2 separate regions of the Homo sapiens genome follow, and region 1 is linked to region 2. Evidence: read pairs that join two places in POLR2A ChIA-PET (ENCODE). Cell type or tissue: PC-9. All regions are shown on one strand.

The links. ChIA-PET counts read pairs that join two places held together with the same protein. Peaks named below come from ENCODE experiments on the same cell type or tissue, not always from the same donor. Only the 100,000 strongest peaks of a DNase experiment are listed, where the experiment ranks them.
Region 1: POLR2A ChIA-PET joins it to region 2 with 5 read pairs; 4 of 35 experiments call an interaction of 5 or more read pairs at or near these places.

What each region holds. Positions count from the first base shown.
Region 1 is chr7:23,326,712-23,330,711 of GRCh38, reverse strand. The region is part of intron 10 of IGF2BP3 (insulin like growth factor 2 mRNA binding protein 3); the gene reads left to right. Among named protein-coding and RNA genes, the nearest start is that of MALSU1, 29 kb to the right of the region's middle. In PC-9, no CTCF peak of the experiment used is centred here; no DNase peak of the experiment used is centred here.
Region 2 is chr7:23,416,058-23,420,057 of GRCh38, reverse strand. It overlaps IGF2BP3 (insulin like growth factor 2 mRNA binding protein 3), which reads left to right. Exons shown (of 15, transcript NM_006547.3): 3 at 1,234-1,282. Among named protein-coding and RNA genes, the nearest start is that of SNORD65C, 22 kb to the right of the region's middle. In PC-9, no CTCF peak of the experiment used is centred here; a DNase peak (open chromatin) is centred at 1,857; H3K4me3 peaks cover 947 bases; H3K27ac peaks cover 2,739 bases.

The DNA of each region.
Region 1 (4,000 bases), 89 kb after region 2:
AGCACTCTGGGAGGCCAAGGCGGGCGGATCACCTGAGGTCAGGAGTTCAAGACCAGCCCGGCCAACATTGCTTGCTTTCAGTTGTTGCTTTCAGTTCTTAATCTTCAGTCCACCCCTATTTTTCAAAATAAAAATAACTGACTGTCTCTGGATGCCCTTTTTAGCATTTTGATGATCATAGGTTTAAGCTTTTGCCAACTACGCAAAAGAAATTTCTTTTGACTCACAGGAAGTCATACCAAGGCCAATCAAGGGACTTGTGAGAGGAGAGGGGAAGGCAGCCCCTCGAGTGACAGTTCTAGTGGGCACTTTTCTTTAAAGCTTTCATGTATATTTTTGACAGCTCTAGAGAAATATATATATAATATAAATATTATATAAATATATATTGTATAAATATTATACATTATTTTATTTTATTTTTTTGAGACAGAGTCTTGTACTGTCACCCGGGCTGGAGTGCAATGGTGTGATCTCTGCTCACTGTAGCCTCCGCCTCCCAGGTTCAAGCCATTCTCCTGCCTCAGCCTCTCGAGTAGCTGGGATTACAGGTGCCTGCCACCATGCCTGGCTTATTTTTTGTATTTTCAGTGGAGATGGGGTTTTACTATGTTGGCCAGGCTGGTGTCGAACTCCTGACCTTGTGATCTGCCCACCTCGGCCTTCCCAAAGTGCTGGGATTACAGGCGTGAGCCACCGTGCCTGGCAGCTCTGGCTGTATTTTAAAGCATATCTATACCCATTGAGAGCTTCATACTGGTTTATGAATCTGGCTTAGGAGATAGAGAAACCCAGGTTTGAATCGTGGCTCCACCAGGTGGTGTGTGACTTCAGGCAAATAACTTAACCTCTCTGGCTCAGTTTTTTCAATTCTAAAATGAGAATGTTGTTAGTTTCTAGAAATTGGATCTGTTGTGGGGTACAAATGAGGTCATGCACAGCACCTCACACAGAGGAGACCCAAACTGATCTTGCCACATGGCTGCTGCATACACTCACCCTTGTCAAAGTTATTTTTGCCTCAACCTGAATTTTTATCTCAGCATGCTTTTTACCCATCTCCACTACTCTTATGTGAAAACAAAGGCAGTATTCAAAGGTATCATAAATGTATTAACTGGAGTCCTACTGGAATGGAATAACTAGAATTCCATAGACTGAGCAGGGGCCTTTTTGTATGGGAATTTAATATTTACCAATTTTAAATGTTCAGGCCCTTTTGACTCAGCAGTTCTACTTCTAAGAACGTGTTGCAGTAGAGGTATTCAAACAGGGCACAAATTTTATGTACAAAGATTTTATTGAAACATTGAAGTTGGAAACTATGCACACACACTGTAGGTGAGGTAAATCAACTGTGGTATATCTATTTGAGGGAATACTCTTGTCAAAATGCAGTAGGGACGTTTGAGTGAAAAAAGATATCCAAGTTAAGGTAAAAAAGCAAATTAGGATGTTATTTATTGTATCCATTCCTTGTTTTAATTTTTTTTTTTTTTGAGACGGAGTCTTGCTCTGTCGCCCAGGCTGGAGTGCAATGGCGTGATCTCTGCTCACTGCAAGCTCCACCTTCCGGGTTCATGCCATTCTCCTGCCTCAGCCTCCCGAGTAGCTGGGACTACAGGTGCCCGCCACCACACCCAGCTAATTTTTGTATTTCTTTTTTAGCAGAGACGGGGTTTCACGGTGTTAGCCAGGATGGTCTCGATCTCCGGACCTCGTGATCCTCCTGCCTCAGCCTGCCAAAGTGCTGGGATTACAGGCATGAGCCACCGCGCCCGGCTCTTGTTTTAAATTTTTACTACATTTTTTTTACTCATAGAATATGTCTGCCTGACCTTTCTGGTTTTCCATGTCTGTCTTTTCACTGGGCTTCTGTCATTCTTCTTGAGCATTTGGCTTGAAAGAACGAAGTACTGAAGCTGTTTGGGTATAGCACTTACTTTAGGTTAGGTAGGTAGTTGATTGTAGAGGTCTAAATTACTTGGTCATGTATAAGTTTTTGTGATTAACCTTGGTAATTCCTAGACAAATTCTTGCTATTTTCAGATTTGTTAGCACATTGTTGTACTTTAATTTTTCTCTTGTCCAGTTATCCTTTCCCATTTCAATTTTATTGGAAAATAGGCAAAAGTTATTCCTTATATTCAAAGAACCAGCCCTTTTGTTATTTCTGGAGTGTTTTTGTTAAAAATATTTTCTTCAGAGGAAACCAAAGGCTTAAAGTTGTTTAAAAAAAGTAGTTAAGGGCCAGGCGCAGTGGATCACCTGAGGTCAGGAGTTGGAGACCAGCCTGACCAGTATGGTGAAACCCAATTTTACTAAAAAGACAAAAGTTAGCTGGGCATGGTGGCACACGCCTGTAATCCCAGCTACTCAGGAGGCTGAAGCAGAAGAATCGCTTGAACCCAGGAGGTGGAGGTTGCAGTGAGCCAAGATTGTGCCACTACACTCCAGCCTGGGAGACAGAGCAAGACTCTGTCTCAAAAAAAGAAAAAAAGGAAACAATTAACTGAATTTTTCCTTTAAAGATTTAAGATGATAGTAGTTGAGATTTTTCTTGAAAAATGTAAACAAATGAGGTAGCAGAAAGGATACAGCCCAACTACTTTTGAGTGGGATTGATTTTTCACCTGTGTCATAGGTGGGCGTCTAGAGAGACAAAGAGACTCTCAGATTTAAATAAACACGATTAAAATTCCTACCAAACAGGGTGAGTAAACTGTGACCTACGGAATGGCCTCCTGGTAAGTCTGCATTGGGGGACAAGCGAGTGGCACGGCCTGTGTGTCTGATGTGGGGTTCTGCCGTTGGTGATCAGTATCTCTCCATGGATTTATGGTGCTTAGTGCTCTGCTCTTTGCCTCTGCTCTGGGCTCACAGGAAAAAGGTGGAACCATTAGTGCCACTAGTGATCTCCATGTGGGAAGAGTGATGTCATTTGGTAGTCCGACATTAAATGGCACAAATTGGTTTCTACATCTAGTAAAGCTGTCAGAGCCCAGTGTTACTGTTTTCTTTGGCTGATTTTTGAAAACGGCTTAAAATTTTAAAGATTTCTACCTAGTTCCTGAGATTTTTGAAAGCAAAACTGTTGCTCTGCGGTTGTTTGAGACTTTTTAAGAATTTCAGGACGGGTGCGGTGGCTCACGCCTGTAATCCCAGCACTTTGGGAGGCCGAGGCGGGCGGATCACGAGGTCAGGAGATCGAGACCATCCTGGCTAACACGGTGAAACCCCGTCTCTACTAAAAATACAAAAAAATTAGCCGGGCGTGATGGTGGGCGCCTGTAGTCCCAGCTACTCGGGAGGCTGAGGCAGGAGAATGGCGTGAACCCGGGAGGCGGAGCTTGCAGTGAGCCGAGATTGCGCCACTGCACTCCAGCCTGGGCCACAGAGCGAGACTCCGTCTCAAAAAAAAAAAAAAAAAAAATTAGAAATTAGGATCTGTCTTATGGCTGTGTGTATACATACTACAGTACTGATGGGTTAACTTGAGTACTTGGGAGCTGAATTTATAGTATTATGCAATAGGAATCTAAGATTCAAGAGAATCCCATGAAAGTGTTTATCAAGTAGTTCATGTCTAAGTTGTGTAAGACAAAATATCTTCTTTTTTAATTAATTAATTAATTAATTTATTTATTATACTTTAAGTTTTAGGGTACATGTGCACAATGTGCAGGTTAGTTACATATGTATACATGTGCCATGCTGGTGCCCTGCACCCACTAACTCGTCATCTAGCATTAGGTATATCTCCCAGTGCTATCCCTCCCCCCTCCCCCCACCCCACAACAGTCCCCAGAGTGTGATGTTCCCCTTCCTGTGTCCATGTGTTCTCATTGTTCAATTCCCACCTATGAGTGAGAATATGCGGTGTTTGGTTTTTTGTTCTTGCGATAGTTTACTGAGAATGATGATTTCCAATTTCATCCATGTCCCTACAAAGGACATGAACTCATCATTTTTTATGGCTGCATAGTATTCCATGGTGTAT
Region 2 (4,000 bases):
ATGGTATAGTCTCATACAGTTAACATGCAGTTGTGTTATATGTGTCGCCCTCTTCCTTCCCTTATACATACATATATACATGTGTAGGGAGGCATTTGGACTAAGGTGCTGATTCTTAACATTTTCTGTACTGTGCACTCCTTTAGCAGTCTGAAACCTATGGATCTCTTCTTATGTTTCAGTATGTCTTATTTTTTATTTTTTTGAGATGGAGTCTCGCTCTGTCGCCCAGGCTGCAGTGCCGTGATGCAATCTTGGCTTACCGCAACCTCCGCCTCCCAGGTTCAAGTGATTCTTCTGCCTCAGCATCTGGAGTAGCTGGGACTACAGGCACCTGCCACCATGCCCAGCTAATTTTTTGTAATTTTAGTAGAGGAGGAGTTTCACCATGTTGGCCAGTCTGGTCCTGACCTCCAGACCTCAAGTGATCCACCTGCCTTGGCCACCCAAAGTGTTGGGATTATAGGCCTGAGCCACTGTGCCTGGCCTCAGGATGTTTTAAAATGCATAAAATACGTAGGATTATAAAGGAAACCAATTATTTTAAAATGTAGTTAGCAGAATGTTAAAACTTGGTGATAGGTGCTTAGTATAATAAGCAACAAGTTCTAGCAACACATCTAAGTTTCACAGTAATGAGTATAGATGATAAAGATCTCCAACAGTCTAATGTGGTATGAAAATATCTGATTTATATTGATGTCAAAATTACAAGTACTGTAATTCTGTGGTTTAGTGCCAGCATTCATAATTGAAGGACGTGTTAAATTTCATTTAGGGGATAGTGAAGATAAATGTGTAATTTCCTGCCACCCACACCTCATTTTTATTTCCCTGAATTTTATCCATGGACTCCTTAGCTGTAACGGTCAGAGTAAGGTCACCTGGACTAAGGCCTTGTTTGTGTCCTGGGATGCCTAATTTGAAGCTAACGGATTTGAACTTAGAATGTAGTCATCAGATAAGTGTGTTTTAAACATTCTATCTGCCAATTTTAGTGGCTTTTAAAATAAGTCATAACAGTCCGATAAATGCTGGATCTCCAAATGGTCTCTATGCATTTTATGACTTTGCTTCTTTGCTTTTCCTTCTTGGGCTGTATTTTCTTAATAGATATTGGTTTGTAATTAATATAGAGTTAATATTTTAAGTAGTTTCTAAACTTCCATGTTGGCTATTATTGTTTTGCTTTTATGTTTTTTTCTTTTAAAAAACATTTTAATTCTTCTGCAGGATTCGGAAACTTCAGATACGAAATATCCCGCCTCATTTACAGTGGGAGGTAAGAATTTCTGTATTTAAAATTAAGATCTAAGTATGGAAGCCTATTGCTGTTAGTTTTTTCAAAGCTTTTTCTCCTTTCCTCAACTCTTGGGTGTGCTAGAACATAAAATTCTTCTCCTATGACCCGTGCCTTGGTGTGGGTTTTTCTTAGTAAGGGCACAGTGTATCTTTTAAAAATCTGCTCTTTGGGATAAGAAACCAAATATTGAAATATATTCTTGGGTAACTGGGTAATCTTTCTCATTCAGTCACTTCCCAACAGGATTTTGTTGATTTCAGTTCTTTCTGATGAGTTTGCCAATTGTATTTAAATATGAAGTTCCTATCTTGGCAAAGTTTTAAAAAGACAAATACCTGCTATTTTGTGCTGTTACTTTAAAATGTTATTCTGCTTCCTTTTGCTCAGATGGTGGCACTGCACTGATTGTGTAATATGCATAAACACAAACTATTTAGCACAATTGAATAGCCTGTGTCAGCAGTTTCCAAAGCATAATAATGATGTCATGGTGAGAATCTGAGACACCAGTAGTTGAAGGGATAAAAGAAAATGTCTTTTGACTCTTCAGACAATGGAACCTGAAAGTTCTTAAAACCCACCTTGGAGAGGGTGGTGCAGAGAAACTGCTTAGCTTTTATGTATCTCTAATATAAAAAAAATCAAGACTAACTAGTTTTGTGTGTTTTAGACTAGTCTTCTAAAATGACATTTGATGAGTCACTAAATCATAACCCCCATCAAAATGCAAAGTTTGGTTAAAAGGTTAGTTTGGTGGGAAGTTGATCTAAGTCTGATTCTCCAAGGTTTCTCAGTTGGTCACAGGTGATTTGTGCTGAGAATATTTATCTTCAGAACAGTATTATTGAGATTAAGCTTTGCAGGAAGGGGTTGGTTTTTGGTATATGCTGAATATATTGCAAGTTATATAATGCACTAAAAATATACTTTATAGATGGAAACGGTGGGTTATAAGATTAAACTTTTTACATGTTCCTGTTTTAGATTAACATTTATTTAGGGAATTCAGTAGCTTGTGGGATAGGTCCTCAAGTGTTGTAATAGCAAGATTACTAGTTCAATCCCCTTATTTTAAGATGAGCCATATTAAATATGATTTAAAATGTAATTTAATATGATTTTTTTTGTTCAGGAGCTACATCTGGTATGATGTAGCTTTCTATGAAACAGCCAAATGGTAGAAACCAAGTTTAAGTAAATTATTAGAGTACTAGCATATCTGCTATGGGCAGAGTTTCCTTTTAATTCATTCATAATCTCTTCAAATTTAGAGAATTTAGCTTTTAGTTTATTGCATTTTCCCTTATTCTGGGTATTTGCCGTATCTAACTTTTCTTAATTTTTGTATTTCACTTTACTCTCCTCATTGTCCTTTGAGGTAGTGTCAAGTTAGTGGATTATCTCTGTTTTCAAATGGGCAAATATGGGCACGCAAGATAAAGTTAATTAAGCAAGAGCACATACTGAATCGTAAGATGCTTGGAACTAGACTTTGGAATTCTTCACCTTTGACTCCCTTTAAAAATTTAATGATTATTTACATATTGATCAACAAAAACAATTTTATTGAGAGTTCGTTAGGAATAAGATGGGCTGCTGCTGTTAGGTGTTTCTTTCCTTAAAGGCTTGAGGGAACACTATTTCCTTTTTGAGAAGGGTCACTTTGTATGTTTTTGTTTGTTTGTTTGTTTGTTTTTTGAGATGGAGTTTCGCTCTCATTGCCCAGGCTGGAGTGGAATGGTGCAATCTTGGCTGACTGCAACCTCCGCCTCCCAGGTTCAAATGATTCTCCTGCCTCAGCCTCACTAGTAGTTGGGATTACAGGCATCCGCCAACCACGCCTGGCTAATTTTTTGTATTTTTAGTAGAGATGGGATTTTACCACGTTGGTTAGGCTAGTCTCAAACTCCTGACCTCAGGCGATCCACCAGCCTTGGTCTCCCAAAGTGCTGGGATTACAGGCGTGAGCCACTGCACCCAGCCTGTATATATTTTATTTATTCACGCTGGGTATGCCGCTTGTTTTGTGCCAAAGCCTTATCATAAACAGCGATAATTTTGCAGTTCTGGACAATTTTTATAATGGAAGATTAGGCATTGAGTCCCTGATTAATCTTAGAATCACTGAAAGTGGAATGACCGGACCTTATGTACCTTCTACTTTAATGCAGTAGAATATACATGTCACCACAGAGGAAATAGTCTTATCTCAATAGGTTCAACTGGCTTCAGTCTTAATCTAACTTTGAGTTTACAAGAAATACAGAAGATAGAGTGACAAATTAAATGATGCATCAAAGAAACAACTAGCCATGTCCTAAATATGGGATATTCCACAGGACATCCTGTTTTGCTAGAGGAGCAGTGGGATGAAAAAAGGAAGGGGCCTGTTACAGAGTAAGACTCAAGAGGATAACAAAAAAGCACTATAGTAAGTTCTCTGTGAGCAATGTAAATAGCCCTGTGAAGCAGCTTGGAGCACCTAAAAAAGCCTTATAGTTGTATTTTATTTATTTATTTTTATTTTTTTTGCAGGAAATGGGGCAGCCTTGAGGTCAGACTTGGAATTATGTCCTAGCTCCACTACTTTCTCATTGTGTGATCTAGTTATGGGATCTCTGAACAGGTTTTTAAAATTCTTTGAGCCTCATTTTCCTCTTTTCTAACCAGGGGTGATGATGGTGGCCCCCTCATTGG